3 separate regions of the Homo sapiens genome follow, and regions 1 and 3 are each linked to region 2. The links are chromatin loops, found by intact Hi-C in ENCODE. Cell type or tissue: OCI-LY7. All regions are shown on one strand. Links, peaks and the distances in the headings refer to the core of each region. The heading gives the core; the rest is flanking DNA. Region 1 overlaps MCTP2 (multiple C2 and transmembrane domain containing 2). Region 2 overlaps MCTP2 (multiple C2 and transmembrane domain containing 2). Region 3 has its middle 58 kb from the start of LINC01581.

Region 1 (10,807 bases), core at 947-8,946, 66 kb after region 2:
TTTAAAACCGACTAAGGTACCCGAATTCAGGAACCCTCCAATAGTGATTAGTGAGTGATGCTATTTATAGCAAAGTACAATTCCTTTAGGAATCATATCAAGAATGTCTTGGATGGTCTCCCGTTACTCAGATAGACTACCTATTTGCTTAATTGAAAAGCAAAATTGTGCTTGTATCAGAGCCACACATACTTGCCACTAAAAACAAGAACGATGCCAAGGCTTGGATCCTCCTTTCCCTTAGAAATGCTGTTAGGAGTCTTGAATTTATTCTGATCAAGAGGAGTCCAAGAAGCTTTCTTACAATGCTGAAACATCACCAGCGCTCAGGAATAAATCCAAAATATGGTCTTAAAACATGTGCGCACACACACACGTACGTGTACTCACTCAAACAATCTTTTGTGCACCAAAATAAAAGTTCAAATCAAAACCCAGCAACTACAAATTCAATTTTTGACCTGTTACATTCAAAATCTGTTGCATCCTGTAAATGAAGGTGCTCTAAAGAAAACTACTGAAGCACTGATTATCCCATTTAAAGATGCTTCTAAATTTTAGTGTCTTTAACATCAGATAAAAATAAAAAATTTGATGGCATAAATAGAAAATAAAGTCTTTCTTAGCTATGTTAGGATCAGATCCTGTTAAGCACACAGTGAAAATATTTTTAAAAGCCCTCTAAAAACCAGGAGGCAGATGTTCAGGTAAAACCAAAGCCAAGGGATTGTTTATTTTAATAAAGCTATTATATGTGTAGACCCAAATTAGGAGTGGCACTCAGGCCAGGAGATGTCTAAACCATCACCACCTGTTTGCCCTGAAAAATCAATTAAAGTCACACTTTCATAGCAGCCCCCTTCTAAACAATAAAACTTTGCTTCATCATGAGACTTGAGGCGCTCAGAGGGAACATGTTTGAAACCTAAATCCTTAGTCTCACATTACTTATAAACTAACCACAGTAAAAACAGCCTTCGGGGTAGTGGTAGAAATGGGAGGGAGAAGGAGATGACAAAGACGAGGAAGGGGAGAAATCCCTTTTCCCATTTATTTCATACTGACAATCATACCTCCTTTTGGTGAATTCCAATAATTTCTTCAAAGGCTCTATTTTTTTCTTTTCTTTTTTCCTCCTTCATAACAGAATTCTGCACTATATTTTCTGTGCAATAGAAGAGATCCAACTTTGCAAGTTGAAAGCAAGGGCACTAAAGCCATCGCAAGTGTTTTAGTAATTAAACGAATATGCATAATGAACCATATGCCCAAAGGGCCTGTTCTTCATGTGGGCCAGATTTTTGTTTGAATTTTTAATTTTTATATACAGATGAAACATTCAGTGTAATCTACCAACAGTGTGAGATAACATGCAATCAGAGAAAGTGCGAGGGACAGTCCACGCAGAAGCAGGAACAGGAGAGACTACAGAAATGCTCTTCTGAAGATTTTGATTCAAATGTGTTTTCCCCCTCCAGCAATTGTTCCCGTCATCTGCTCAGAGTCTTCAAGACACACATATAATGAATACACTGACAGCTTTATACAGGATGAGTAAAATACAGTGCCGTCAGCCGAAAAGTGTGAAAATCTCATGGGACAAACAAGAATTTCTTTAAAACAAAAAAAAAAATCCTTCTACACCCATCAGTCAGACTACCATCTTGAATTACAGGGAATCCTTGCAGGTCTCTTTCGGAAGCTACGTAAATATTATATTGCAGGCTGTAGGACACATATATTAGCAATTTGAACTGATCTAAGAGGAATGCTTACTTCTCAATGATGCAACTGTGCATAGTGGGTAGAAAATGCTCGAGGTGGAATGCAAGCTTGCACTCCCCACTCCTTCCTACAGCAGCAACACAGACTATGAATTTAAGGAGTTCATTATGCTCTTCACAAACAGACAGCTCCCCGATATTTCCTAAACTGCCATTGGGAAAGAACTAGTAAAACCTTTCTTTAAGCTTTTCAGTGTCATTTAGGAAACACTGAGTTATAATCAAAGCAATATAAGAGATACAGAGTCTGATAAAATTGCTATATCAGCTCTCCAGACACACAAGATTGAGTTAGGATTCTCCAATGCAGAGAGGAGATCTTTTTTCAAATGTGTCTGTGTATCATTTGAAGTTTACAATGATGGTCTGGACAAAGTTATCACGTCCTAAATGTGGGTTGGTCTTGCATATGCCTAATTCAGGGGAAACATCTCAGAATGGGGGTGTGTTGGGAGGGGTGAGGTTGGGGGGACGCACCGAGGGAATCCTAAAGTTCACCTATTTTCTACATATTTAGCTGAAATAATAACCTAAAAGGAGAATGCTGCACGGGGTGTTATGGCACTGCGAAAGGATTATGAAAACAAATTTGATCAAAAGTCAAAGTGAAGCCTTGGACCCTTTTAAGCCCCGCTTTGGAACACAGAGATGCTGTCGTTTTCACTATGTAAACACCAGAAATGGAATGCAGAGCATTTAAAGAGCAAGTAACAACGGTACGGTAAATAACATCTCTTATTGCTTTCACTCCTAATTCAGAGTTTATGCCTTTGACACCGTCTAGGTTACTTGATCTAGTGGTCTCAGTGGAAAGACAGATAAACTTCAACTGCAGGCAGAAGACAAAAATTGACAAGGAGCGTCACCTTTCCTGACTGTTTAAATCCTTTAAGGAAGTGTCTGAGCAATTAGAGAGGGAGTGTAATCTTTGCAGAGTGCATTAACACTCTGCGACCTCCCAGACAATAGATCAGACCTCAGACACATAATGCTTCCCTAAGGCTTTTTAGCCAGTGTATTTGATCTCTTAGTCACTCCTGTGTTACTGTAGGTATCATCCACATAGAAGGCATTATTCATGAGCACTACTGTCCACTGACTCTCAGGCTGGACTGCAGTCAAGCAAAAAGCAGGAAAGACACCATAATTCTCTGCAGCACTTCCTGTATCTTTAAGATGGAAGCTGGTGGTAGGTCCAGATCTCTGGAAAATATTCTTTCACATTTATCTTTAAGCTACGAAGTCTGTAATGTAAAAAAGTGTATTAGCAACATTAATACCCATAGGTCATTAGATGATCATGGGGCGTGAATGGAACCAACCCCCAAAACATGCCACACTTTTTGTTTGTAAAATGAACTTCATAAGAGAGTCATTGGGAAAAATACCATGAGTGATAAACAACACTGGAATATGCAAAAGAAAGCAAAGGGGGAAAATCAAATAAAATCCTTGCACTGCAAGCTTTTAAATCTTCATCTATCCTGCAGGTTACTCTGCAGGACACACTAGTCAGGCAATAACCTATTTCCTGATGAACACGTCCTGTTCCAACTGCTAATCTCACAGTGGAAGCTTGGCTTTTACCATTTATTATAAACATTTTCAAGAACTGCTTACCACGATGTATTTTTTAACGGATTAGATTTTGGTCAGCTGCTAACAGAGCAGAGAACTGAATATTTTTTATATGAAGGCTGCAAAATAGGTTTTCAGAGTGTCTGACTTGCATTCCACTCCTCTCCCTCATGAGTAATTGGAAGAACAATTGAAACAGAATATAAGAAGGCCAGAGGTTTCTTTTCTTTCTTTTTCTGCCTCTTCTATTATATCATAAAAAAAATTCTGGATCCAAGGGTACAGCATATAAGACATTACTGGTTTGAACTTTACCATAAGACTTAGGGAAATGTTCAGAAGAAAGGCAGAGACTGCAATTCACATAATTTGCTCAAGACCATCACAGTTATCTGTTGATGACACTCAACATCTAAAGCCTAAAGTGTTTAAACCAAAATAATTACATTTTCTTAGAATCAAGGCAGCTCCACCTTGAAAATGTACACTGCAAAGGTTTTCTAAATGAGACTACAAGAAAATAGGAAAGTTGAAAATTAGTTTTATCCTTTAGAGTTTGCATTTTCAGATTCAAACTTAAAAAACCATAAATGAATATATATAGTCACAAAAAGCAATTTAAAAACTCTTGAACCTTAACTAGCAGAAAAGAAAGATCTCCTGTCTTCCAAATGCTTTCACTTTGCTTTGACAATGCCTCATGCCCAAAATAACTAAAAGAATTGAAAAAATGTTATCATATTCACTATGTATTGTCTAATGTTAAAAATATACATATTTATGTTTTGTTTTTATCCCTAGATAAAATAGCTTTCAAGAAATTTGTGATCCTAGTCACATTAAAACTAACTTGAAACACCTAACTAAGGGAGGAAATGGCCTCTGGAAGCAACTAGATTTGATACTATGATATGAAGGAATGTCTCTGTGAACACACACACACACACACACACACTCAGCGTCATGCCTAAGCAAGCCATGTCACACCCAAGAGCAAAGGCCTTTATAGAAGTGAAACCTAGCCAATGACATAAGCATCAAATTTTAGCTGCAGGTTAAAGAACGTAAAAATGAAATTAAAAAAAAAAGAAGCCTTAAAATGGTTATTTTCCTAATGAAATCTGTACCAACTGGGCAGTAATCTGGATCTTATTTCTTCTGCATAAGGAAGAATGTGCTACAGAATATTCAAGAAAATTATTATAAAAACAGAAAAGTACACAACATGAAAATTTGAATTTTTTTTACTAATGTAATAATTTCTGCTTATAGACGATTGTATCAAATTAAAAATAAATTGCTGAAATTAAAATCCCCAAGAAGTAGCCCACAGAAATTTACCTTAGGATTTTATCATTTATGAGTTTCTATCGCCACCTGCAGGACTATCTTTAAGTAAACTCAAGCGATTGCCAAGCTATTTGTTATTTTTCTTTCCTTTTCCTTTTTTCTCTCCCTCCTCTTATTCCCCAACCCTGTTTTTGATTAAATTTCCAGGAAATCAATTTTTTGAAAACATGTAGATTATCAAAAATGTAAAAATCGCCAATGAAATGCAAAATCAAATTTGCCGAAAGAGGTGCAGTTAATGAGGCCACAGTCGGCTAATTTTTTTTCACAGCTAAACACACTATGCATTTTCCTATTGTGAAAAGTAGAATTTGGGGATGGGGGTAATGAATTAGCCTATAAAAGTTTCCTTGCAAAAAAAATTGAGGGTCTCGGTGATTTCCAAGGAAAACTGCTCTTGCTATGGGACACAAAATGTTTATAATTGCATGTACCTAGCTTAACCCAGAGCAGAAGAAATGTGGCTATTAACAAAGGCATACTTAGCTGAAGAAGCAATACTCTATTCCTTAAAGAGAAGACAATGTAAGACAAGGCTTCACTAACAGCATCGCTAAAGCCTAATAAAGAGCAAGGTTTTAGAGCAGAAGTCAAAACTTAAACACCTCCCAAACACAAAAACACCGTTCATCATCATCATCATCCTTGTCATCATTGTGATCATCGTTATCATCTTCATTACTCTCATCACCATGGACACAACATTTTGATGAGGAAAATTCACCTGTTCCAACGGAAGAGTCAGTCAAGTGAGCACGAGGTAGCAATACAGATTTACATCTCCCTACGGCATGTTACCACTCTGAATAGCAACTCCACAGACTCACAAACTATTTTTACTCAAATGTAAGACCTGAGGGAAAATGTACCTAAAAAAAAAAAAAGCAGAGTCCAAGGATCCTGTGTATATGCAGTTTGTACTCAAGAACTAAAACCGTAATTTCAAAGTTTATGACTATACAAGCCGTGCATTGTAAAAGTAGTGTAGGACTGAGAATCCTCTATTCAAACAAATGAGGAGGCCTTGGGAAAATCACTTTCTGAAGCCTGCAGCTTTCTTCTTCCCCTCAGACTGACCATGAAAGCCCCTCCTACCTCATTCTGTGGCTCCATCTTTCCTATATTAAAAACAACAGCTGTTGGGTCTTGCCTAACACCAATGGGGCCCACAAGTATATTTCTGTTTTGTTTTGGGTTTTTTCCTTGACAAAATGAAGCATCCCAGACAATGAATTAAAACAGAAATTTTAAAGAGCTTGGGAAGCAATAGAAAAGTCATTTTAAAAGGCCAAAACCAATATGGATTTAGGTAATAAGAGAATCCCAGGGAGACTAGAACAGTCAGTAAACACTGTGCAAGAGCAAGGCTTAGATGATTACATATTGAACCTGATTTTGATTAAATATCAAAATCTTTTTTTTTGTATACGTGAGATGGGGATGATCAGGCTTTATAATAAAAATCTCCCTCTAAAACACATCTGTTATTTAAAAAGCCAATGACACAACCCCTAGATAAAGGGAGCAGTAACAAAACACACCTTTCTAAATCATAAATCAAATGGCAAAAGTACAACACGCTGTAGTAAACCCTGACCAGACCACAAAGAAGGCTTCTCTCCATAAACATCAGATCAGGCAGCTAGAACGATTACTGGGCTCTCTAGTAACTGTCACCTGTGGTGGGTCTAATTACAGGCTACCCCAGCAAGCACGCCCACATCACACAGCAATAAAAGGGCCCTCCGCTTGCCAAGCACAGCCAGACAATGGCGAGCACATGCCACCTGATGGGGAGCCCCAAAAGATCAGCCAGAGAGACTAATAAAAATGACAGCTTAGAAACAAATGACAAAGCTCAGACTGCAAAAAAAGAAAAAAAAAAAAAAAGCAATATCAAATTAGCCAGATATCTAAGTGCTGAGCATGTTCTTCAACAGGTCAAAACCTACATAAGGAATTGGTTATAACTGTTTTCACACACACCAGGTCCCCCTATTTCTAAATATTCTTTTCTGTTTTTGCATCACACAAAATGTTTGCACATCCAGGTGTCACATACAGAAACAAATGAAAGGGGAGAAAAGGCATTCAGTTCTGAAAATATCAAAAATAGAATCTTCTCAGATTCAGGGGCTGTGATGGCAGTTAGAGATTTTCCAGCTCTCTTCCTCCTCCTGGCTGCCTTTTGGCCATTTTGCTACTAGTTAGCACAATTCCTGGATGGGCAGGATCAAGAAAAAGCCAGAAAAATGCATAACAGACAAGAATATGATGAAGCTGCCAGGTTGTTTTTGGATTTTAGCTACTGATGCGGCCACAGGCTATTATGATCAACGGAGGTGTACGAATAAAAAGAAAGCAACATCTGGTAACAGATGATTTTCACTAGTTCTAGCACCCTTCCAAGAAGCATTGATTAGATGCCTACTGTGTACCCAACATTATCCTAAGCAGTAAGGATATGCACAAAGATGAAAGACTGGGCCTTTGCCTTTCTGCAGCTTGCAATATACTAAAACAATCCTTCAATCATGAGGCTGTGTTACACTGCATAACTATATAACACATGACATTAACCGGAAGTATTAAGTCATTGAAATAAAATACCTCTTCTTTTTTTTTTTCTTTTTTTGAGACGGGGTCTCACTCTGTTGCCCAGGCTGGACTCAAACTCCGCCTCTGTCTCTGAAAGTGCTGGAACTATAGGCATAAGCCATCTATTTTTGACATGAACTGAATTTATTAGGTCAAGCATGAAGAGTATCATCATAGCCTTGAGGGAGAACTCTGCTTGGCATCTGGTGGTTAAATAGACATTAAGTAGCCCTGGAAATGATTGACTCCTGAACACCAACCACAGCACACAATACCAAGCTTTGCATTTCCACCCTGTCATTGAACAGGTTCTCAACAAGTCCAGGTCCACAAAAACAGTTTGCAATGAAATAGCACATGAGTGTGTGTGTGTGTTTTAGCGAGGCCTTTCTCTGAATTTGAAGAATACCATCACCCACCAATAGTTATATCAGATAGCAGTAATTCCTACCCATACTTGTAACCCATTCCATGTTTTTAAAATATTTCCATGCTTATGACCTAATTTAATTCCCAAAGAGCACATTTTTTCTTATGATATGCTTGTTTTCAAATATAAGGGAGGATGATAGAAGAAACTTGGGGGAATAAAGTAGGGAAACTAAGGAGGTGAGGAGGGCTTCTGGAGAGAGGCAGAGTAGAGGGGATAAATGGGGTGAGGAGGAAGGAGAGAGAGAGAGAGGGAGGGAGGGGGAAAGGGAGGGGGAAAGGAAGGGTGAGTGGAAAATAGGGGAGGAGGGTTGATAGACTTACGAGTGCTCAGTATGAAAATTCATTCCTGCATTTCAATATCTAGCAGTGTACTAGATACTCGAAACCATCACTGCTTGTGGGAAGGGGATGGAGAAGAGGGAAGAGAGAGGAGGAAAGAGGGAGGATCGGGAGAAGGAGCAAGCCTGAAGAAGGTGGTAGTCAAACATCAGCTGCATTAAGTTGCTACACGACCTCTGGAGTCTTTTCTTTAAGATTGAAGATCCTAAAATCTGGATCAAGCTCAGTAGGGTATCTCTGGAAAGCAGAGTGAATTAGACTGCACTACTTGGGATCTGTAAAAGACAAGGAATCCGTATTAGTCAGGGTTATCTAGAGAGATGGAACTAATGGAATAGGAATATATATATATTCATATTTGAGTATTATCATAGCCTTGAGGTAGAGCTCTGCTTGGCATCTGGTGGTTAATATATATGAGTTTATTAAGTATTATCTCACACAATCACAAGGTCCCACAATAGGCCATCTGCAGGCTGAGGAGCAAGGAGAGCCAGTCCGAGTTCCTCAACTGAAGAACTCGGAGTCCGATGTTCAAGGGCAGGAGGCAACCAGCATGGGAGAAAGATGTAGGCTGGGAGGCCAGGCCAGTCTCTGTTTTCACATTTTTCTGCCTGCTTATATTCTAGTTGCACTGGCAGCTGATTAGATGGTGCCCACCCAGATTAAGGGTGGGTCTGCCTTTCCCAGCCCACTGACTCAAATCTCCTTTGGCAACACTCTCACAGACACACCCAGGATCAATACTTTGTATCCTTCAATCCAATCAAGCTGACATTCAGTATTCACCATCACAGAATCCTGAAAAGAAAATTCAGAGAAGGCAGAAAATATGTGCTTGCAAGTGCACACCAACAGAAAGCTCAGAAAAGGCAGTGGTAGTGACACAGGGTCCCACGCAGAGCCTGGACCTACACACAAAAGGGGGAGCTAACCATTTACATCTACCAGGCTATGTGAATATGGCTGTGCTATGATTACAATAATTGAGATCTAATGTTTACTAGTCAAAATTGGAATGCTCCAAAAGAATAAGTGATTTCAGTCGATCTAGCTATGATTCTGTCTGGAATCACAACTCACAAAATTGAAAATATAAACATGAAAATATGCTAAAATAGTTAATAGTGTCCTTTTAAATTTTTAACAGATAATCTTTTTAATGCGATTACTGTAATTTTATTAAATTGCATAATTAGTTAATGCCTGAGAACCTGCCAATAGAAGGTGCAATTATGTTGTAAAAATTATGCTCACAATATGCAATGATGGATTGTTCCTATTTTAAAAAAGTGCTGAAAAAAACTTTAAAACATTTTGAAAGTATATTATGTAGTCCTTCATGAAAAGGAAGACTAGGGAAACTATCTTATATATGTTAAAACCATAAGATGCCAAATATTTTAAGCATTGAATATACCTATATATTTTGCATATATGTGTATATGGTTCTGTGTGTGCACTTATATATACACACTTTTAAGATGTCTAAAACCCCTCTTCTTCTGGTTATTGTAACTGAAATTTCTTTTTTCCAGCTTTACACAAATACTTTTAATTTTTGAGCATCAACTGCACACACACCTAGCAAATGGGCAGCGATGTCTGCTCTGCACATCCAGTTGTGACTTCTGGTGGATGTCATAGCCAATGAAAGAGCTTAATGAAATGCAGGTGCATTTCGTTGTGAGTAAACTGGTGACAGAACTTAAAGTAAATCTTTTAGACACAGTTAACACATAAATATCGAAAGCATCAAAAAGACATTTGACCAGCATTATTTAATGAGTCGAATCTCAAAACAGTGTTGCATTTGTCATTTGTACCAAAGCAAAATGAATCTGAATGTTTTTCGGTCCACAGAGAAATCATGGAAAACAGCAGTCCTCAAGGCCTTGCCTTTGGTTTTTACTAAACTGCTTTCACAAAACATTCAACAGAGCAACTTTTAATTTCCCAAATGTCCTCTGCTTCTTCGTGTTCATGCATGTGTGTGTGTGTGTGTGTGTGTGTGTGTGTGTGTGTGTGTGCACAAGTACATGTGTGTTGGAAGGGTTGGCTCTATTACTGCTACTGTTGTTTTTAAGTTCTATGTGAAATTACTTCACATTTTCTCAATATTCTAGGATCTCTAAAAGCTAAAAATTCTATATATGTTAAATATGGGATATTACCAAGCGAGTGGACAGTTGTATTTTTTAACTTTATTGAGGGAGAGGTTGATTGATGCTTTAATTTGTGTATCATATTTCAGTCCTTGTCAACTCTGAAAAGTAAATTCTTTATTTCCCTATACTCAAAAAATCGGAAAAAAGTCACAGATGTTAAAATCATAGCTTTATGAAGATACTCGTTGATATATGGTAGATTTAGATTACTTTTTAGATCAAACATCCAAGTAAAAATTTAATAAAGCAAAGAATCCATCAATGCCCCACAAACTTGCCTCCCTTGATACAATAGGTGTGTGCCTGAAATATCGGTGGAAAAATGAAACTGCATAAATGCAATTCTATGTTAAAAGCATCAGAACTTTGCTGTTTAAAATCACCTTCTGATGATGCCATCTGTCAAGTAAATAATATTTTAACATATGAAAAATGCATTTATATAATAATATAACTTTAGGACTTTTAATAGACAACATTGGGGTTTATAAAATATAAGTATGTCATAACAAAACACCCATACATGATTGGATCTACCAATATAAATATCACAATGCA
Region 2 (10,807 bases), core at 1,935-9,934:
CTTACTCTTTTCTCATACTGGGAAGCCTTTCCTGGCTCCTAGCCTATCCCACCTGAACAGACTGTATTGCTTTCTTTCCCTTCCTTGCTTTAGGTGTTTCCTGTCACTTATCTGTAGAATTCCAGCATTCTCTCTTATATATGTGAACTGTGATTATCTACTCATTATTGTCTGGTCAAGTATCTGGAAGCCTCACTGATGTTTTCAGTGTAAAGACTTCTGTATATCTTTCACAATTTTGTATCTTCATAAGGGATTTTCTTAAGTAGTTTTCCATTCTGGTAGAACTTAGTTGGTTTTGAAGGAGAGTTATGTTGGCCTCATAAAATGCTTAAGAAAGTGGTTTTTTTTCTTTTGTTATTGTCTAGAAGAGTTTGTATAAGAGCGACAGGTTTTTTTTTTTTCCTATAAGTATTTGGAGAAATTTCAGTTTTTAGAATTATTTTGAATGAGCAATTATATCTAAAACACTTAGAAAGTAACTGGCATTTGATAAATGCCATAAAATATTAGTATTCTTGTGTGCTTGAATATCCATTTTCCTGTGTAAATCATTACATAAATGCTAGGACAGAACAGCTGTGGGCTTTACACAGAGGTAACATGCTTGAAGCCATTCCTTTAGAAGTCACCCTTCAGGATTTCAGCATTTATTCAATTATCAGTTACTACTCAATGCATTTTCAGGCAATTTTTATTTTAATTTTTCAACTGTTCCGTTGTCACAAGATTCCTAATACATAAATGAGAGGCAGGTTTTGATAGAACATAGTTTTTTTTAAAGTTCAGGGGTAACTGTGCAGGTTTGTTACATAGGTAAACTGTGTCAGAGAGGCTTGTCATACAGATTATTTCATCGCCCATGTATTAAGCCTGGTACTCATTATTTTTCCTGATCCTCTTCCTCCTTTCACCCTTCACCCTCCAATAGCCCCCAGTGTATTTTGTTCCCTTCTACATGTCCATGTGTTCTCATCATTTAACTCCTACCTATAAATGAGAACATGTGGTATTTGGTTTTCTGTTGCTGCATTAGTTTGCTAAGGATAATGGCCTCCAGCTGTATCCAAGTTCCTGCAAAAGGACATGATCTCATTCTTTTTTATGGCTGCATAGTATTCCATGGTGTACCTCTACCACATTTTCTTTATCCATTCTATCAATGATGGGCATTTAGACTGATCCAGTGTCTTTGCTATTGTAAATAGTGTTGCAGTGAACATGTGTGTGCATGTGTTTTTATAGTAGAACAATTTATATTCCTTTGGGTACATACCCAGTTATGGGATTGCTGGGTCAAATGGTATTTCTGTCTTTAGGTTTTTGAGGAAACACCCACCCTGTCTTCCACAGCGGTTGAACTAATTTACACTCCAACCAACAATGTATAAGTGCAGAACATAGTTTTCAATAATGAATATGGCTAACTCCATCTCAAGCCCATGAAGAATTTTTTGCAGCTAATAGGGTTACACTGAGGTCATGACACCTCTGTTTTCTTACTAAAATAATCCCAAATATCTCCTTTCATTCCAAATTCCAGCCCTCTCTCTCTCCTTTCTTCTCCACAGTGGAATTTTTCAAGGGTTACCTCCATTCAGAGGCCCCATATTTTCACATCCACTCACTTCTCAACCCAGCGTGGTTTCCATTTCTACCATTCCACTGAAATGGCTTGTTGCCAGGGTGCTTCCAAACTGTCAAACCATTAAGGTCATGATTCTGTACTTATGTGATCTCAGCGGCATTTGATATTATTGACCACATCAGCTTTCTTGCAGTATGCTCTGCCACTGAATTCTAGGACAGTCCATGCTTACTGTTTTTCTCCTCTGTATTTACCCGTTTCTATTTACACTCTTAACTGACTTGCCTTTCTATATATGACATTAACTGTTGAGTTCTTCAAGGTTTAATTTCTTGAAGCATGTAGTTTTGATCACTTTTCATATACAATGTTTGCCTTTAACTTGTGTACATCTCAAGTACAGTGTGTTACTTCTCTGAGAACTATATATTCCATTACCTTGCTGACATTCCTATTTGGATGCTTTTCAGTCACCTGAGATTCAGCGCTAAAACTGGACTCCTGTGGTCCTCTCACAGCAGTTCTTACAGTTCTCTCCCTTAGTGAAAGGTAACACCATCTTCCTAGACCTGGAGACCTAGGGACTGAGAGCCATCCTTGACTCTACGCTCCCTCATCCCATAGTCCAGCAATTGTTAAGTCCTGCTCACTTTATCTCTTCACCATCTCTCAATTCTACTTACTTTTTTCCCAGTGCCACTATTTGAAAGTCCAGGGTGTTATTCATTTATCAGGAGTACTACAAAGGGCTAATATTAATAACTTCTCTAAACTTTGAAAATTGCTAGGCTATCCATTGCAGCTAGAATATTTTTCAAACTTAAATCTGAGCATGGCATGCTGTTGCTTGAAAGTATCTGTTTAATGTCTGGCTTTACCAAGGGAATGTAGTCTGTTTTGTTCCAGAAAATTATCGGCATTCAATATAGACTTGTTAAATGATAATTTACAAGTAAAGAAAAAAGAATCCAGAAGATTGTTTTACCACCTAGAAATAAACATTATATTTTCCTCTGATATGTAGGTAAGAACTTCAAATATAAGACATAATTTAAAAGTTTATAATTGACATAGTCAGGGATTATAAATAATATCACACAAAATAAGCTCTTAATGCAAGAAATGAATCTCCAGGATAGATCATACTAATCTATCCAATCCAGCCCTCTGTTCTGAAAGCAGCACATGAAAAGGCAGAGAAAGAAAAATAATCTCTACGACCTGGCCTGTTAAACATGTATTTATTTCCTGAGTAACTATTAGGTGCTAGCTGTAATGGGCTATTCAGTGGAGGACAGTGGTCAAAGCCTCTTATGATGTATGGCAGATGCCAGAAAGATATGAAAGATGTGATGGTACAAAAAAGGAAGTTGGAGTCACATCCAGCCACAGGACTAACTAAGCCTCTTTGGGGCAGGAGACTTTGGAAGTGTTGAAGGAGAGTAGAATCTATTCAGAAAGAAACAACTGGGGGCAGGTCCTTCCAGTCTGAATGAAGATTAACTAGGCATAATGTAACTGGCATCATGGCCGTGACGTCTGAGAGGTTATGAAGGCCTCCACTTGGGTGGTGGAAATCAGAACAGAAGTGGTTAATGCATTGACACTGGACCTACTAGGCTTTAGGGGTTGGGAGACGAGGACAACAGCACGAGGAACAAAAAAAAAGAGGATGACCGAGAAATTCCAAGCCCAGAAAATGCCAGTCCTGGTAAGGGAAATAAGGAAGCTGGAAGGAGATTATGAGGGTTGGGGTTCTGAAGACAGGGAGAGACAGATGATGTTTAGTTTCTGACTTGCTGAGGTGTAGATGCCTGTAAGATAGAGAGACAGGGCTAGAAATGGGAAGATAAAGTTTGAGAAGGGAACCAGGAAAACTTGGCAAGACTTCAACATCCCTACTTAATTATCACACTGTGAATCCACAATCGATAAATTTTATCAAAAGCATTCTGGAATCTTTCCTAAAAGTTTTTGACAATTGTATAAATCTTAACATGTCACTTACAACTAACATTCCTTTCTAACAAACATCCAATGTCTACTTAATCAACTAACAATTGTTTTCTATATACAGTTTATTCAAGGTTGATTCGGTCCTGCTCTTACGTCCCAGCTGGTGTTTGGGTCCTAAACTTAACACTGAGAATTTCAATCGGGCTACAGAGGAAACAAGTCTAACTAATGATGCCTTCTTGTCGGGCAAATAATTTCATTTTGAAATTCTATAGCAAAAGAACAACAATAAAGTATTGGTTCCACTTTTAAATAAATAAGGGGTTATTTTGCTGCTGAAAGTTTTCATTCAAATGACTGATCAGATCTCACATGTCTGTTTAAAAATGTCTGACTTAGGTCGTTACAAAATGACAGACTATGATAAACTAGATGATAGTTAGAAGCAAGACAATGAGGCATTGTTTACACAGAAGATTGAGTAACTGGTTTAACAAAAGAGGTTCTTGGGTATCTATTGTATGTACAACTACGAGATTTACTGGAGCTTTTATAATTTCTGCAAGGCTCTTTTCCAGCCAGCTTCATTAACTTGAAGTAAATCAAATCATGCAGAATTCTGGCTCAGCCAGAAAGCAACCCAGTGAGATACAACATGAAGAAAAACAGACACGGGATGATAAGATTTAGAATCTTTGGCATTTTTCGTAAACATTTTGTTTGAAGATTATTAAATTACAACCCAGAGACAAAAAAAAAAAAATAGTGAACTCACTATTAAATGAGATCTTTTTAACCTTAACTTTTTTTATAATACATACATACATAAAAACTGCACAAAGTATGTGTCAACAAAATACAGTCTTTAAAACTTAAATATCATTTAAACAGACTTAATTGCATACATTTTATATACGCACAAAGTCAGGATTTTTACATGGCAGGGAAATACTGTGGAATGATGAGGTCTGCAGGAGACAGATGCTATCAAATGAGGACTCTGGGGTGGTATTTTCTAGAAATGGGGTTCTGAAATAAATTTTTATTGTATGTAGCTTATTTTACTTCTAAGAGGAACAAAAGATACATTTGGGCAGCCAAAGTATTTCTACTTCCTGCTTAAAACATTCAGGCAAATGAAATGATTATAATAATTAGGTAAGCAGCCTTATTAGTCTCTCGGTCTTCAGTTTCTTATCTTTCTAAATACCTAGAGAATTTATTCATTCATTTCTCCCCTACCCCCACCTGCCTTTCTGAAATTATATGTTGACATTTTATAATATTTTGAAAATAAGCAAAAAGTAAAGTGAGAAGAAGTGGCATCAGAAGGCAACCAAATACTTTCATGGGACCCTCATTTTTCAAGTGAGTGATCTCTAGGGACCTTCCTGGGCCATCCATTGCCAGCAATGGACCCTGCTGTAGGCTGGCATCCAGCACCGAGAGGTTTCCCAAAAATTCACATACATATCCTTAATAATCATGGCTGAAAGATCCCTAAAGGTTTGAGCTAATTCTGGTAATTATTAAAAATGCCTTTTAATAATATACAATATTTGGACAGAGGATGACTACCAAAGACTTGTTAACTCTGAGAAGAGACTTACGCCCATGAACGATAATCTGAAAGGAGTGTGGGGCTGGGGAGCGGAAATAACTGAATCTTAATGAGAGTCTGTTGGAGGTGTGAAAACAAGTTCAAAGTCACTCTTGAATCCAAGTGGGCTCCTGGCTGTTCTCAAGGAAGGTGGTGTTCAGATCCATGGCAGCCTTGTTATCTCCTATTTCAGAATGGATGTTAGTCTTTCACAGTCTTGGGGTTGTTGCTTTTCGCTGGGCTGACCCTCTACGCAACTAGGACACCCATGCATGAGGGTGTGTGCACATGTGTGTATGTCTGTGCACGTGAAGGAGGAGGAAGTATACAGAGGGTGCCACAGGGCATGCATTTCAGAAGGACACCTTGGGTACCACTGAAACAGCCATAACATTGGTCTACTCAACCAAACACAATATTGGGTGCTGCTGTCCAAAGTCGGTGTGTGCCCTAGAGAGCGCTGCGCTTCTTCCGCAGGGGGCTGTGGCTGCTGCAGAGTTTCAATTCTGCATACTGCACCTGTGAAAACAAATAGCCGTGATGCTGGCGGTTAGGTAACCCTAGCTCGCCACAGTGTGTGCTAATGGCTCCCCAAGGACAACCGAAGGCAAAGGAAGGAAGGTTCAAAGGTAATGAATCATTTTCTAAACACAGGAACATGGAGGGATTAATTGCAGGAAGGATTTGAGAAGTCATGCATCATTTCTTGAAACCAAAATATTAAAAGCAGATTTTTCTAATGAGATGCGTGGGTTTCTACCTTCGCTGGGCACTGCTAGATGATGTTCGTTTTGTGTGTGCCAGTTTTCAACCATAAGTAAGCTTAATAACTGCCTCTTGGGAATGTTTATCTTAGTATATGATACAGCAACTTACTGAGGATTATTCGTTTAAAAATATCTAAAATCTTGGGGAAAACATCTCGGAAAATTATACACATTTACTTTGCCTGAGAGGAAAAAATGCTGAAATTGATACTGGACCCCAGACTTTTATATAGATTTCTCGTGGAAATTAATTTCATTTGCAATGTAATGACTAAAACATCTGTGATAAATATGAGTACTTGGGAGTCCCCAGTGGCAAACTGTCACTGTGTTATTAGAAAGCGCCCTTGGCGATACACGGAGGATCTTACTAGCATACTGTACATCTTCCTGGAATGTTCTTTTGCTGCATCTCTCTGTGTTCATGCCATCTCCAACTGGAATGGCCACTTTGAGGGCTAGTGACTGGACTCTGCACAGAGAATCCTTGGGGGCTTGAGGGAAATTTCTGTTCTTCAAGGATACAGTGTGAACTCACACTGCGACCCAAGTGATGGTACGTTGCAAATATATTGCTTTGGTGTGTGGGCTTTGATAGGCTGCTGGTGGAATGGCTTTATTTAAAACATTGTATTACAGACCACATGTGCTCCCTATTTTTAGCATTTGTGACAAATTCCCCAAGGACATTATGCCTGATCACAGAAGTCAGGCTGTACTTTGTCAGAGGCAGATAAATGAAGAAAACACCCCATTCCTTATGGTGTTTTGCGAAGGTGCCCTAAGGGAGCAGAGGATGACATACCTGTCAATCTTCAATGCAAAACAAACAGGGGCCGGGTTATTATTTTTTAATTAAGTAATACAAATGTTAAAGAGTAAATTCATCTTTCTAGAATGTGTTTTCACAGCTAATTATGAAATGAATTTTAAAGGAAGATAGCATCACAGAGTCCATTTTAATTTCTAGAACTCGGAATGAAGGGGAAAGAAACTCTAAGGCTTTTCCGCCCCAGATCTTTGAAATCCTCCCTGAGCTGCCAGGGAACCAATTATGCTACAGTGGCTCAAATATGAAAATCGATATTTGATTTGGGATTCTCTGAGATATTAAAGGATTGTGTCTTTGATCATCTTGATGATATTTCACGCCATGGTCTCCCCATCTACCTATTCAGTGATCTCTGTTCTCCATTAGAGAAACTGCCGCCTGCCCTCCTTCCTCTGGATTTATAGCAGGCTGATCCACAGGGGCCAGGATCGAGCTACTCTACACGACTTTCTAGTATTGTTGCCTTCGTTAATCTCTGTGTATCCACAGAAACAGGACACTGCTGGACTAGGTGACCATTATCTGTGAATAATACTTCTGATTGATCTCACATTATTTCACACTGCCTCTGCCTCTTTGTGTATTACAGTAAATGGGGGCTGCATTCTCAGCATCCCTAAGTCTTCAGAGGGAAGACGATAGAAGGGAGGCCTAGGAGATAAATCAGGGCAAATGAGAATAAAAAGAATAATCCTTTTGTCCCCTACTTCCCCTAAAATGCTTGCCACCCGGAAGAAGAAAATAAGCAACACTCCCTGGGTTTGGATCTCATGCAATTCTACTCACTGAGCCCATCTTATCCTCTTTAGGGAGGCAAGCAATCGAAAGGGGACAAGCATCAGTGCCCAGTAGCCACACAGTGTGAGTTCCAGATCATACTTAAGTAGCTCTTTTTCAAAACAATTTCCCCCAATCACCTCATGCTTTGGACAAAGATTTTTCTGCCACTTCTCTGCAAGCCAGGCCTCTTTAAGGATTTTCTGGTTCCTTATCTCAATTACTCACACAAGCAAAGCCTTGTGTTCCTCTGGCTCCGGGGCTGGCCAGATTTCAGGTTGGGGCCACTGTTGGTGGTAACCATTCATTACATACCTTTTGAACATCAGACGGTACCCTAGAGAGGAAGTCTAGTAGCTCATTATTGTCGATGGAATAGGGATTTCGAAGCTTCTTAGTAAATTTATTTATGCCTGAAAAATAGAAACACAGGAGATCTCTTTATCTGTCTGTCTGTCTATCTATCTATCTATCTATCTATCTATCTATCTATCTATCTATCTGTCAGTCAATCATCTATCTATCTAGCATCTATCTTCAAAAACTCGCCTGACTCGGGGGAGAGGGGATATTCACAAGTAAAAATTAGTGTGAAAACAATTACCAGACCTCAAGTCAAGCACATGTTGCTGTCATGTAGAATCATTCACAAATGCCTTTTCCTGAAGGCAGGAAGCAGGGGCTGGTGAAGAGGGGCTCTGCCTTCTTCAGCTGTGAAAATCCCATTACAATCCCAGCAGCAGGGCGACAGAAACACACGCTCAAACTGGGGAGCACGTTGGCTTTTTTGGAATACGCTGATTAACAGCCGCCTCTGCTATGAAAACAAATGTCCCAGATGGGAAAAGGCCTTCATTAGCCCAAACAAGTCCCTGCTTGGAGGCTCTGGACCAAACGTAGCAGTGGGAGGTAGAGGGCGGGAGTTGTTTTCTTGTTGTTACAAAGAAAACCGCAGTCATCTGTCTTTCCCCACCTCCAACTCATTTTCACAGGTTTCTCTCCTCTCACAGCAGAACAGAACCTGACATGTTGATTGTACTTTGATGCTGCAGGAAACTGTGAAAAGTTATTATTGGCAAATTATCTTACTATGGTTGCTAACTTAATTTATGGATCACAACGTCGGTGCGTGGGTCTGTCTGGGCAATGGAGAACATGCTAATTTAGGACAAGGACAAGGATAATTAGAAACGGGTTGAACGTTTAAGATGTCAACATCCTATAGACCGTCCCTCTTTGGTGGCTGCACCTTGGGTTCCCGTGCATATCCAGGACACGCTCTGCCCCTGGTTTACTCTTTAGAGGGGAGTTCCTCTCAACCACGTTTTGTCTTCTACTCTGCTCTTTGGAGCTGCTTTGACTATATCCGGAGCTCATAAGCTGTAGTCTTTTCACCAAATGTCAACCCGTTTTTCATGTTGAGTTTTAGAAGCAGAAAGACTAGGTGGCCTTCTGAAGTTTTGCCACAGGGTGCTTGTTTAACAAGGATCATATCTGAAGGGCTGTCAGTCCCAATGACGCTGAATGAATTCTTAGCTTCGTTGTACTCTGAATGGCTCCTACTCAGAAGTCAAGGTAACATTTAACTGTTCAGTAGTCCCCAACACACAAAGGGTTTGATTTTTTTGTTGTTGTTCATTAAGTATTATTTTGCTTTCATCTGAGGACTAGGCTTCCTGCATGGCATTATACCTGACACAATGCCAACCTCCAGTTATTTCTTTGGAGGGTCAGATTTACATCTGCTTTGCAAATGGGAGCCAGCCATTGTGCCCGAGTAAATGGTGGCTTGGCGGTTGGGCTGGTGAAGGTTCCTAGCAAATGATCGCCTTTCCCTCAAGTCAAAGCTGCACTCTGCCTTTTTTCCCTCTACCCCCACAGCAAGCTTCACGTTTCTAGCTAAAATTTCCCCCAGTGTTCCTTTACACTGAAATACTCTCACTGTGTTATTCTAAAGACATTTAATTGTAGCATGGGCTTTTTGGCAAAAGAAAACAGACAAGGCAAAATGATGAAGGGAGACAAAGACGTATTGAGAACAGATATATCTTCTATTGTTAATTATATATGGTGTGCGCATCTGGAGTCTTCACAATGAACGGCAAGGCAGGGATAATATCACAGCTGATCAAAACACTGCATTCTTAGTCACTGAGAAGATTATAAACCTGCACAGTAGCTCAAATGCACCAATGAGGGCAAAAGTATTCCACAATGCACTGAGACTATCTATGTTTGAAAAAAAAAAACTTAGGATAAAAATTATAGGGCACTCAGATTGCATGTTTCAAATGCACACCTTATTTATGAAGGTGTCCAGGATCAAAAGTTTCAATAATTTTGCCCTATTCACAACTCTGTGAGACCGACTGTCAACAGGAAATCACAGACCCCTTGGTTCCTTTTTTTGTTTTAAGAGATGGGGTTTCGCCATGTTGGTCAGGCTGGTGTTGAACTCCTGACCTCAGGTGATCCACCCACCTCAGCCTCCCAAAGTGCTGGGATTACAGGCGTGAGCCACCACACCCAGCCACCTTGGTCATTCTTTAAGGGACAAGAAAAAAAAGGTTGTGACGTAGGAATACCTGGGCCCCCGTTCTGGCTTCATGTATTAGCTGTGTGATTTTAGAAAAATCACGTAACCTTCCTGTACCTCACATTTCTTACATTAATATTTGAATAATAAAGACCTCCTTATAGAGTTTCTTGGGTAGATGGGAGAATCACATTGGGCAGTACAGGCAAAATGATACTGTAGTCTGAAATTCTACAACAATGCAGAGGGCTACCATCATTACTGTACATGCAAACAAGCTAAGGAGACAAAGGAAGTGAGCATGGAAAAGAGCCTTTAATACTATTAAAGCCAACTATGATGATGCAGACACATTTAGAAATTGTGGCTTCATCTATTAGCATGCTAAACATACCTTAGATTTTTTTAACCTAAATAGTACAGAGGGAGGGTATATCTGTTGTAAAATTACTTTTAGCGAAAGAAAAGAAAGAACAGAAAAAAAGCAAGTGGGATAAAATACTGAAGAATAACATTTTGTTGGGAAAGATGCTATCATGTACTGGTCCTGGATCATAGATTGAATTGATCAGTGGGGTGGAATGTGGAATGAGCCCTACAGTTTAAAAAAAAAAAATCACTTGGAGAAAATCAGAAGAGATGGAAAAATTGCATGGCTGCTTTGCACATTTGGTCACTTGAGAATAACCACTTGAAACACAATTAAAACACCATTTTTCAGATATTCATATGAGCGACCAGCAGGTAGCTC
Region 3 (10,807 bases), core at 1,632-9,631, 310 kb after region 2:
TTTTGCACCAACTTAATAATACATTATTATTAACTATAGTGGCCATGCTTTACAATAGAACACTCCATCCTTCAGCAGCAGGATACTATTCTTTTCAAGTACACATGGAACATTCTCCAGGATAGACCATATGTTAGGACACAAAATAAGTTTTAACAAATTCAAGAAGGTTGAAATCATACCAGGTTATCTTTTCCAATCACAGTGATATAAAACTATAAACCAATCACAGGAAGAAAATGGGAAAACACACAAATAGGTAGAAATTAAACAACATACTTCTGAGCAACCAAAGGGTCAAAGAAGAAATCAAAAGGAAAATTAAAAAATATCTTGAGACAATTGAAAATGGAAACACAACTTAGGGGATGCAGCAAAAGTAGACCTAAGAGGGAAGTTCATAGTGGTAAGCACCTTCATTATTCTACATTATCCTTTTTGATGGTATTGTAAAAGGGATTGTTGATTTTATTTCCTTCTGGGGTTTTCTGTTGTTAGTGTAGAGAAACACACTGAGTTTTGAGTGTTGGTTTTGTATCCTGCGACATTACTGGATTCATTTATTCTAAAATTGTTTTTGTGGACCAAACTTTTACCTTCTTCAATGAACCTTCTGCCCTTTATCCTCAGGTTCTGATTTATTCTTTGCTTTCTTGTTTACTATTTTTGAATCTAACAATGACTTGACAATTGAGTTAAAATCAGGAAACTGGAGTTGGTGATTGTTTGAAGGAAAGTTTATAGAGATTCATCTTCCTAGAAACATGTCCCTAAGAGCCTTTCCTTCCCTGAGTATTTTGTAATTGGCCCTCCTGATGGGGAGGATGAAAGACAGAAACATAAGGAAAGGAATAGAATAAGGGTTGTGAACAATTCTAGGGGAAAAGGACTATTAAAAAAATACATATAGGGCTGGGTGCAGTGGCTCATGCCTGTAATCCCAGAACTTTGAGAGGCCAACGTGGGTGGATCTGTTGAGGTCAGGACTTTGAGGCTAGTCTGGCCAACATGGTGAAATCTTGTCTCTACTACAAATACAAAAATTAGCCAGGCGTGGTGGTGCACACTTGTAGTCCCAGCTACTCAGGAGGCTGAGGCAGGAGAATTGCTTGAACTTGGGAGGCGGAGGTGGCAGTGAGCCCAGATCGCACCACTCCAGCCTGGGTGACAGAGCAAGACTCTGTCTAAAAATCAAAAAGAAAACAATTGGGTAATTAGGCTAGGGGATGCTTTTGAAAGCATAGTCTCAGTTGTGACCTAACGGACTCAATGACTTTGTTCACTAACACATTCTGCCTTTCATAGCCTCATCCCAGTGCTTCCTTCTGAGTTACTAAAAGTGATTATTTGTAACTCTATTTTAAAATAAGATTTCATTGATTTAAGCATTGAACTAATTATCCTTAAATAATATATCTGTTGGACAGGCAGGTAGAGGAGAGTTCTCATTATTCCTGGTCATCACCATGCTTCCATCCTATTCTATGCCTTTATTACAACACTGCCCTATCTAGGATGAAATTTATCTTCCTGACCATGAAAATTTCTCCTGAGACTGATGTGATTGCTGAAGACATGCTTGCTGACCACGACCTATGGAGAGTTTTTTAAAAATAGTTTAATGTATTTTAATAGCAAACTTACAGAAACAACACAGAAGAAAGACAACATTAAAAAACACGTACTGCATGTAGGACAATTCAGTGAGAAAAGTCTAGTGAATGGATGGTATCTGTCATTTGATAAAAATGCTACAAACACCATTTAGTTGCTGTCAATAAAACATTTACTTATTTTTTTTTAAAAAATCCAAATGCTAGCATTGTTCAGAAAAAAAATAACAGGTTTCTTAATTGTTATAAAGTTTAACCACTGAGACTTCTTCACTGAAAGGTTTGACTTGCATTAATGCTTCATGTAGGGACATAAATGCAGGGCATTTATACTAACAGTTCACACACAAACGAACACAGAAAAAAAGTGTCAATATCTGGTTTCTGTCCTCTGTTTTTTCACTGGCAATCATATACTTAGTTACCTTTTGACCCCATGGAAAAAAAAATATCTAACATTCAGAACCACCAATAACAAGAAGAAGAGAATTTTTCTCAGAATGAAATGTTCCCATCATAGAGGATTCTTAAGGACCTTCTCTACGTATGAGATGTGCTAGCTGGACGACTTTTGGCATAATTGTTACACATTTGGCATGGATAGTGCACAAGTTGGTGTCTTCAAAAAGGCCAACCAGATAGCCCTCACTCACTTGCCTCCTGCAAAGCACCAATAGCTGCGCTCTAAAAGCGCAGATGTTTTCAAGTCCTGAGCAATTACGTGCATCAGATGCTGGAAGGAAAGTTTGCAAATCAGAAGTTTGGAGGACTTCTGATAAGGTCTGATATCATGGAGTGTCACAGTAACCAGGCCTGTAATTATGAGTTTTCTTCACCCTTCCAGGAGAGGGCGCACTACTGCAAGCAGCTTCCACAGCCGGTTGCTTCCTGGGGGCTTTGCCACTGGTTGATCTGTGGGCAGTCGGCTTTGTACCAGCCACGGTCTTAAAAACCTCCTTACTTATCCCCTTCTCCTTCAGCTGGGGCTCAGCGAGCTACAGGTGGTGCTGGCATTAGAGATTTTATGATTGAGGTGTACTGTTTTGAAAATAGAATCTCAGGTTTGCTTTGTCAGATAGGCCATATCTATTTAATCTGGTTGTAGAATCCATACCCATTCTCCAACATAGTTTAGAACTAGTTATTAACAGAGGTACGCAGGTAAAAAGATCTTTCTGTCAGTACCCTTAAGAGGAAACGTGTACACACACACACGCACACGCGCGCGCGCACACACACACACACACACACACACACACACGATACAGTTTAGTTCATGGAGGCCTGCGCTGGCCACCTCCTGTCTTATTGCCTTTGGTAATGCAATCATAACATCTAAACTTAGCTACTGCACTGATTTATGTATTGTAGATATGGTTCTTCTTGATGGCGAGCAAGCAGGGGCCCTGGCTTGATTAAGAGGAAAGCAGAGGCCTTACCTATCTCTTTCACCGCTCTGCCTCCCAAAGCCTAGCACAGGGCCTGGTAAAACTTTAGTAATATTCATAGACTCAGAATGACAACGTGAATAATGACTCTAAGAATTCAGACCATAGGTTTAGAACCAAGGCTGTGAGTTTAAGAGTTTTACCGTCTTCGAATAAAACTTCCTCTCCAATCCTGTGAGTGTTGAAATCATACCCCTTTTTAAAGCCTTGGGGGAAAAAAAAAGAGAGAAAGCCCTTATGTGTATACCACTCCAAATGAGCAGGAAACAGCATAATTATTTAATGTGTGTATTAGCCTGTTCTCACACTGCTAATAAAGACATACCTGAGACTGGGTAATTTATAAAGGAAGGAGGTTTAATGGAGTCAGTGCCACATGGCTGGGGAGGCCTCACAATCATGAGAGAAGGTAGAGGAGGAGCAAAGTCAGATCTTACATGGTGGCAAGCAAAAAAAGAGAGCATGTGCATGGGAACTCCCCTGTATAAAACCATCAGATCTCGTGAGACTTATTCACTATCACGAGAACAGCACAGGAAAGACCCACCCCCCCCCATTATTCAATCACCTCCCACAACAAGTGGGAATTATGGGAGCTAAAATTCAAGATGAGATTTGGGTGGGGACACAGCCAAACCATATCAGTGTGCTCAAAGTAATAACATTTCTTCAGGAACTAGCCAGGAACTTTGAAAAGCAACAGATTTTCTTCACTCTACAGCTGCATGACTATGTGCAAAGTACAAAATGGAAAATCATGAAACCCCAAAGAAGAACTTGACGTCAGGGCAGATCTGAATTCAAATCCCTGCTCTTCCCCCTGGATTCATCATGTCTTTTTCCAGCCTTCCTTTTCTCATCTGTAGAATGGATGTGCTAATGTACTCACTTTTTAGAGTTGTGAGATAATTAAGCACTTAACATAATACATGTTAAGTGTATTAATATGTGTGTGGCACATAGTGAAAGTCCAATGTATGTTCGTTTTTTGTCAATTTTTAGTTCATAATTTGGAAATTAGCCATGACAATGATATTTCTGGTTGTTTTAAGGCATGAAATAAACATGTAAAATATCTTTTTGGGCTATTGCATTGATATTGGTCACAAGATGGATTGATGTAGATCACAAGACCAAACTGGGTTAAAAAAAAAATCTAATATGAGCCTGCTTTTTGTTTGTAAGTATATGGAAGAAATAGTGCCCAGAATAAAATCGGAACAAGGTGGAGGAAGGATTCATTCACACAAAACATTGCAACATTATTTAAAGTGAATCTCGGAGGCAGTGGGTTTTTTTTTTTATTTTAGTATTTTTGTGTGGGTGTGAGACGGGGTATCGCTCTGTTGCCCAGGCTGGAGTGCAGTGGCACTATCTTGGCTCACTGCAACCTCCACCTCCTGGGTTCAAGCAATTCTCCTGCCTCAGCCTCCCGAGTAGTTGGGATAACAGGCACGTCCCACCACACCAGCTAATTTTTGTATTTTTAGTAGAGACGGGGTTTCACTATGTTGGCCAGGCTGGTCTCGAACTCCTGACCTCAGGGGATGCGCCCACCTCAACCTCCCAAAGTCCTACTGAAAGGCGAAGACAGCTGGACCTCCTGGATCCAGTGGGGACTTGGGGAACTTTTCTGTCTTACAAGAGGTTTATAAATTCACCAATCAGTGCTCTGCAAAAATGCACCAACCAGCACTCTGTAGCTAGCTAGAGGTTTGTAAAATGGACCAATTGGCACTTTGTAAAATGGACCAATCAGCGCTCTGTAAAATGGACCAATCAGCAGGACATGGGGGGAGGACAAATAAGGGAATAAAAGCTGGCCACCCCAACCAGCAGCGGCAACGTGGTAGGGTCCTCTTCCTTGCTGGGGAAGCTTTATTCTTTCACTCTTCATAATAAATCTTACTGCTGCTCACTCTTTGGGTCCCTGCCACGTTGAAGAGCTGTAACACTCACCAGCAAGGTTCGCGGTTTCATTCTTGAAGTCAGTAAGACCACGAACCTACTGGAAGGAACCAAATCCGGACACACTGGGATTACAGGCATGGAGGAACCAACTCCGGACACAACGGGATTACAGGCGTGAGCCACGCCAGGACGAGGCAGTGGTTCTTACACTGTAGTATGCGTTGACTAAATAAATGGTCTCTTAAAATACAGATTGCTACCCTGCCCCCCCCCCCGCCCCCCAGCCACCACTCCCAAACTCCCCAGCCATTTCTGCATTTATGGTTTTGGGTGAGTCCTAAAAATTTGCCTTTACCATAAAAGGTTGATATGGCTGGCCTTGGGACCACATTTTGTAAATCACTGCAATGGCAGTAATTCTAAGCCTTGGTTGCGTCTTGAAAGCTGGAGAACTTTCAAAGATGCTCATGCCTGGGCTACATCCACAGAAGTTCTGGTTTCATTGGTCTGGGGTGGGGTCTGTTTATGAGGAGTTTCAAGAGCTTTCCGGGTGACCTAAATGTGTACAAGTTAAAGATAACTTACCTAGGATATATCAGAAGTAGTGTATTTTAGAAAAGAGCCATTCGATTATGAATTTAATAAATATGAATTGAGTACCTACCATCATTCCAGCCCTGTGCTATGTAATGGGAAAACAGATATAAATAAGAACGAAAGAGGAAGATTGCCACATTGATAGCTGCTAGAGTGACAGCCTGCCAATGAGCTTGTGCACAGAAGGCTGCTAAGATGGTTGGGATGTATGTGGAAGGCTGTGAAGTTCAAGTGAGAGAAGGTTTCACTAAGGAACTTGAACTGAGTTTTGAGGGATGAGTGAGCATGATGTTTTATGAGCAGAGAATAGGGGAAGGACATTTCAGAGAGAAGGCAGCCATAAGTGAAGGCCCGGAGTTGGGAATGGACACAGTATGTGTTCACGGGCTGCAGCCTGGTGTAGTGGTGCAGAACAGGGTAGGAGAAACAGGCTAAGATAGATTTCCATGCTTAGACTTATCCTATGGGATTTGACGGGGTATTTGAGGGTTTTAGGAGGAAAGTGATAGAAATAGATTTCATCAAGTACATCAAGAGGTAGGAAGATCTACCTGAGAAACATTCTCCAGATAAATGGGCACATAGAATAATCAGGACACCAGCTTCCCCCCGCCTTTAGCTAATCCGTCAACGTCTGATTAGAAGTGCAAGGAAAAGGGGGACGCATTTCTTTTCACTGCAAGTAGAGCTGTTTCAGACTTTGGGAATCTTGGGAGAAAAAGAGTAAATGCGGAGAGAGAAGACATCAGAGAGGAGAAGAAGGAGAAGGAAAGCGCAACAGAAATGACACTGTGATTCAAATCAGTTCAGAAACAGCAAATACAAATAAAAGAAGTGAAAAAAATTTCTCCAACTGCCCCTGATCCTCTGAAACCCTTTCCCAGTGAGGCCAAAGGCCACATACAGTAGCCTGCACTGCCCCCTGCAGGTAGAATACAGAAACGGCAATGATTGAATCTGGATTTTATTCTCAGCTTCGGAGAAAGCAGAGGTAACAAGAATGTGCCTTGTGTATCATCAATCTGCCCTCCAGCTAGGCCTGCGTATTACTTCTTTACTGTTTACGTTTAAGCCTAGTTTTTTTAATTACCATTTTTTTGTTTACATGTAAGCCTAGTTTTCTACTTACCATTTTTGTTGTTTACATTTAAGCCTAGTTTTTAATTACCATTTTTGTTGTTTACATTTAAGCCTAGTTTTTTAATTACCATTTTTTCACGGCTCTTTAAAAACACTTTTTTCCTCACATTTTACATCTGAAATTAGAATGTGTCTTGGAATCAGTTTAATTGACAAGTTTTTTTGTCTTTTCTTTATGATACATGACAGAGCATCTCACAACTGATGGCATCTTAGATTTGGCAATATTTATTTTGCATATGTCAAAGGTATGGCCTGGTGGAAGAGGAATGATGTTTTTGAGTAAGATACATCTGCTGTCACCTTGACTCTGATATCCCTTCTTACCTAAATTTTGGCTCTCCATTACTTACCAGCAATTTGATTTTCAGCAAGTTAATTATCTCTCTGAGTCTTGATTTCTTCGTCTTTAATGCTACTTACAAGATTTTGTACGAGTTAAATGAAATTCCATCTAAAGTCCTTGAACAGGCCTCACCTAGCCCATTAAAGTACCCAATAAATGACAGTTATTTCCAAATTTAAGTCTCAAAAAACAGATAGCTGTCCTGCTACTAACTGAGCGAAAAGCATTCAGACAAAACTACCCGCTCTTCATCCGAACCTGCTGTTGTATCCCAAATGCAATCTGTGTGGATTAATCCTTGGAATTTATGAGAGCTACTGCTGAGAGGCTTGCTTTATGTTGATCACAAAAGGCATGAGGGTTCAGATGAAGTCTGTGGGGGCATTTATTTTAAATGCACCTATTTGGATGCTTAAAGTCTTAAGCAGAACCCAGCTATCTTTGCCCACTATAATTCAAAGCCTCCTGTCTCCAAACGGTGTTAATTTTTTTTCCTGTGCCCTTAAAACTCTCCAGCTTGGTTTCTGCTTTATTCTGATAAACCTGGAAGTGCAGGGCCAAGCCTTTTAAGTAAAACTGCTTTTCCGGTATTTAAGGCGGTTGAACATAAATGAAATAGAAAATGACAATGATAACAGGTAATGCTATCGCTGCCTGCTGGATGCTGTTTGTAGCTCTCCCTAGCAATCACAGGATAAAATAAAGCCCATGTTGAAGGGCAGTTTCTCTAATTGCTGCCAAGGGATATGAGCAGCGTGGACTTGAAGCCTCTGTTAGCTCTGCAGGGGGCAGCTCTCAGGAGCACCTGGATGAAAATGGGGCTTATAAAGATGTTCCGAAGCAAGCTTTCATGTTTGCCAAGTGGCTGCCCCTTGAACTCCCTAATATTCCTTTTTTTTCCTTAAGTGATATGAAATCATACAGTTCAAGTTCTTAGCGTGAGTCCCAAGGAGAGAGAAGGAGCAATAGAAAGAGGAGGAAATCAAAGCTTTTCGTGGTGGCTGCTGCACGCTTTCTTGGTAGCATCATTGCATTTCTGAGGTTTATGGTGAGACAAGGAGCTGAAGGGGCACAGAAGGAGGTCTTCACATGCTTGTTCTGCCCAGGCCCTGCCCCTCTATGCCAATCTGCTTCAATTGCTGGGCATTCAAGCATTTTACACGACAACAACTCTGTTAAGTAGGTATTCAGTTTATTTTATACATAGGGGTTCCAGATAGATTAAGAAGCTTACTAGTATGTGATAAAGTAATGGTTTTAATCCAGGTTGATGTGACAACATTGCCTGTGTTTTTTCCCATGAAACAGTATAGCCTCCCAACGTTCCTTCACCCCAAGCAGAAACTACACCTGAATTCACATTCATCTACTCTGACAGATCTTGCACATGTAGTATTATGTCTATACTACGCATGTATTGGATATGTGAACATCTGCTTATTTATTTATGCTTCAAAACAGCCTGATGAGATAAAAACCATTGGGATCATTTATAAATGAGAAATAATAGGCCTCATTTATAAATGAGAAATCACAGGGCTTATATATAATATGTGTGTATATATACATGTACATATATACATACATATATATACATGTATATATACATATATATACATGTACATATATACATACATATATATACATGTATATATACATATATACATACATATATACATATATATACATGTATATATACACATATATATACATGTATATATACATATATACATACATATATACATATATACATACATATATACATACATATATACACATACATATATATATATCCGTGGGTTTAGCTCTCTGAATGTTTTCGTCACCGTTATAACAACTATAAAACTGGTTAAAGCACTCCATGAGCTTTTAATCTAACAGGTCTCCAGGGTCTTGTGTTATTCAGGCTCTGTTATCTTTCTGTTATGATAATGAAAGAATAGAAACAGCAGGAAAATGTATTTAATACACACACACACACACACACACACACAAACACATGGATATGTACACCCAGGGCAAAAGGCAGTCAGGGGCAGGTGAGGCTTGTTATGTTTTGTTTGATCTATTGCAGAAAAACCAAAGCCAAATTGCTCTGGGATTTCCTCTTTCTTGGATTATGTGGGTTCTTGGAAATGAGCCTCAGAGATCTCTGCAACAAAGAAGATGAAGTGGCAGATCCTCGGGAGAACATGGACCTCTGAATTCTGGGGACCCCTGGGCAACATGGGCATGGGACGTGAATTCTGTGTTTCCCGACACCAAGATGCTAAGAAGCTGCTGAGTGGAGAGTGGGTTCCCTGAGGCTGGGGTTCTCAGTAGCAGAGAGACTTCCCCAGGTGCCTCAGTGGGAGGTGGGCAACTTTTCTTCTACTCCATTAACCCCACTGGGAGTGACTGCATCAACTCCCATCTCTGACAGAATCTTCATCACATGGTGATCCCAAAGGCAGTTACCTGAGTCACAAAATGCTACAACAGAAACGTAGCCATCCAAGGAACACAACAGCCAGAGGGAAGAAGACTAGGAAGAATATAAAGAATCTGAGTTGAAAATAAATTGCAGCTAAATTAAAGATTCGAAGATAAAGATGAATTAAAAACCCAGCAGATTTCGTAGGAGGCTACTGGAACTTCGGCTGCAGGCCCTCACTTAAAGTTAAGCCCCCTGCTTGCATGGGTCACTATTAATACCCTAGGAAGAGCTCCAGCAGTGCATCCACAGGTTATACATTTATAAAAAGTTGCCAAGTTTAACCACCAATGGCTAAGATGACTGTCTCTTTCTCCTAGAATAATGAGTCTTCCTGGTGTGTTTAGGACTGAGAGAATTCCCAGGATGTGGGACATTCAGTCCTAAAACCAGCAATGTCCCCAGCAAACCTACTGGGAAGGTAGAACTCATCTTTTTCTTTCCATGTCTCTCTTCACAGAATGCACTGGAAACACCATCAGGGCTTATAGGCTCTGGCAGCAGAAAGGTTGAAAACGGGATCCATTTAGTTTGGGCTTATTGAGGTGTACGTGCTTTGTAGTGGTTTTGTGTTTAATTACTGGTTGTGTTTAATTACTGGGAACCACCCTAGGGTAGGAATGGCCTTCAGAATGTTAGTACTGCTTACATCATTGACCCAACTCAGCATTCTCTCATGAAGATACAGGACCTTGCTTGTACCATACTCTGATCACGTCCTACTGCAACTGGCCCCGGAAGCACAAGGATAGTAGAAGAGAAACAAGGTTTGGCATATATCGAATCAGAAGTCAATTTGTGGAAATGTCTTCAAATAGTCAAATGTACACAACTGATGGCAGAATTGATGGAATTCCCATTGATATTTAGTCAAAATAACCCTTTCAAGAATAAACTTAAGAATACAATGTATACAATTATAAATGCATCACATATATTTTTTCTTTGTTTCTGGGAATTGAGTGTAAAGTAATTTTTCAGATTTCCTGCTTGAAAGACAATTGTGCCATGGGCCTAAAGCAGTGATTGTGTTCGTGCCCAAATGCCTGTGGTTTATTCATCCTGACTATCAATAATAAAACAAATTTGGATAAACTCTGCTAGAGGAAAGACTAACTTATCTCTTTAGTCTCTCTGTGGAAAATATTATAAAATTGCAATTATATGAAGAGATTAAAAATGTAAAGCTAAAAACTGTAGGAAGATAAAAGCAGTGGGGGCAAGGGTCATGCAGTTATTTAGTAGAGGTATACCATCTTTCTAGATGTACTGGATGTTG

Evidence for each region. A loop is a pair of places that touch in the nucleus more often than their neighbours do. Peaks named below come from ENCODE experiments on the same cell type or tissue, not always from the same donor. Only the 100,000 strongest peaks of a DNase experiment are listed, where the experiment ranks them.
Region 1: a loop joins it to region 2, with 4 times the contacts of the local background. A loop is called at or near these places in 4 of 110 quality-filtered maps.
Region 3: a loop joins it to region 2, with 2.2 times the contacts of the local background. A loop is called at or near these places in 2 of 110 quality-filtered maps.

What each region holds. Positions count from the first base shown.
Region 1 is chr15:94,407,080-94,417,886 of GRCh38, reverse strand. All of the region lies in intron 17 of MCTP2 (multiple C2 and transmembrane domain containing 2), which reads right to left. Among named protein-coding and RNA genes, the nearest start is that of LINC02852, 180 kb to the left of the region's middle. In OCI-LY7, for the core only: CTCF peaks have their summits at 4,557 and 4,760 (motif pointing left); DNase peaks (open chromatin) are centred at 4,346, 4,746 and 6,396; H3K27ac peaks cover 1,545 bases.
Region 2 is chr15:94,473,822-94,484,628 of GRCh38, reverse strand. MCTP2 (multiple C2 and transmembrane domain containing 2) reads right to left here. Exons shown (of 23, transcript NM_001385001.1): 22 at 7,836-7,933; 23 at 677-5,663. The coding sequence ends at 5,595. Among named protein-coding and RNA genes, the nearest start is that of LINC02852, 110 kb to the left of the region's middle. In OCI-LY7, for the core only: CTCF peaks have their summits at 5,398 and 5,600; a DNase peak (open chromatin) is centred at 5,668; H3K4me3 peaks cover 1,244 bases; H3K27ac peaks cover 1,516 bases.
Region 3 is chr15:94,160,094-94,170,900 of GRCh38, reverse strand. It overlaps the pseudogene H3P40. Among named protein-coding and RNA genes, the nearest start is that of LINC01581, 58 kb to the right of the region's middle. In OCI-LY7, for the core only: CTCF peaks have their summits at 2,258, 2,459 (motif pointing right), 6,303 and 6,502 (motif pointing left); DNase peaks (open chromatin) are centred at 2,470 and 6,470.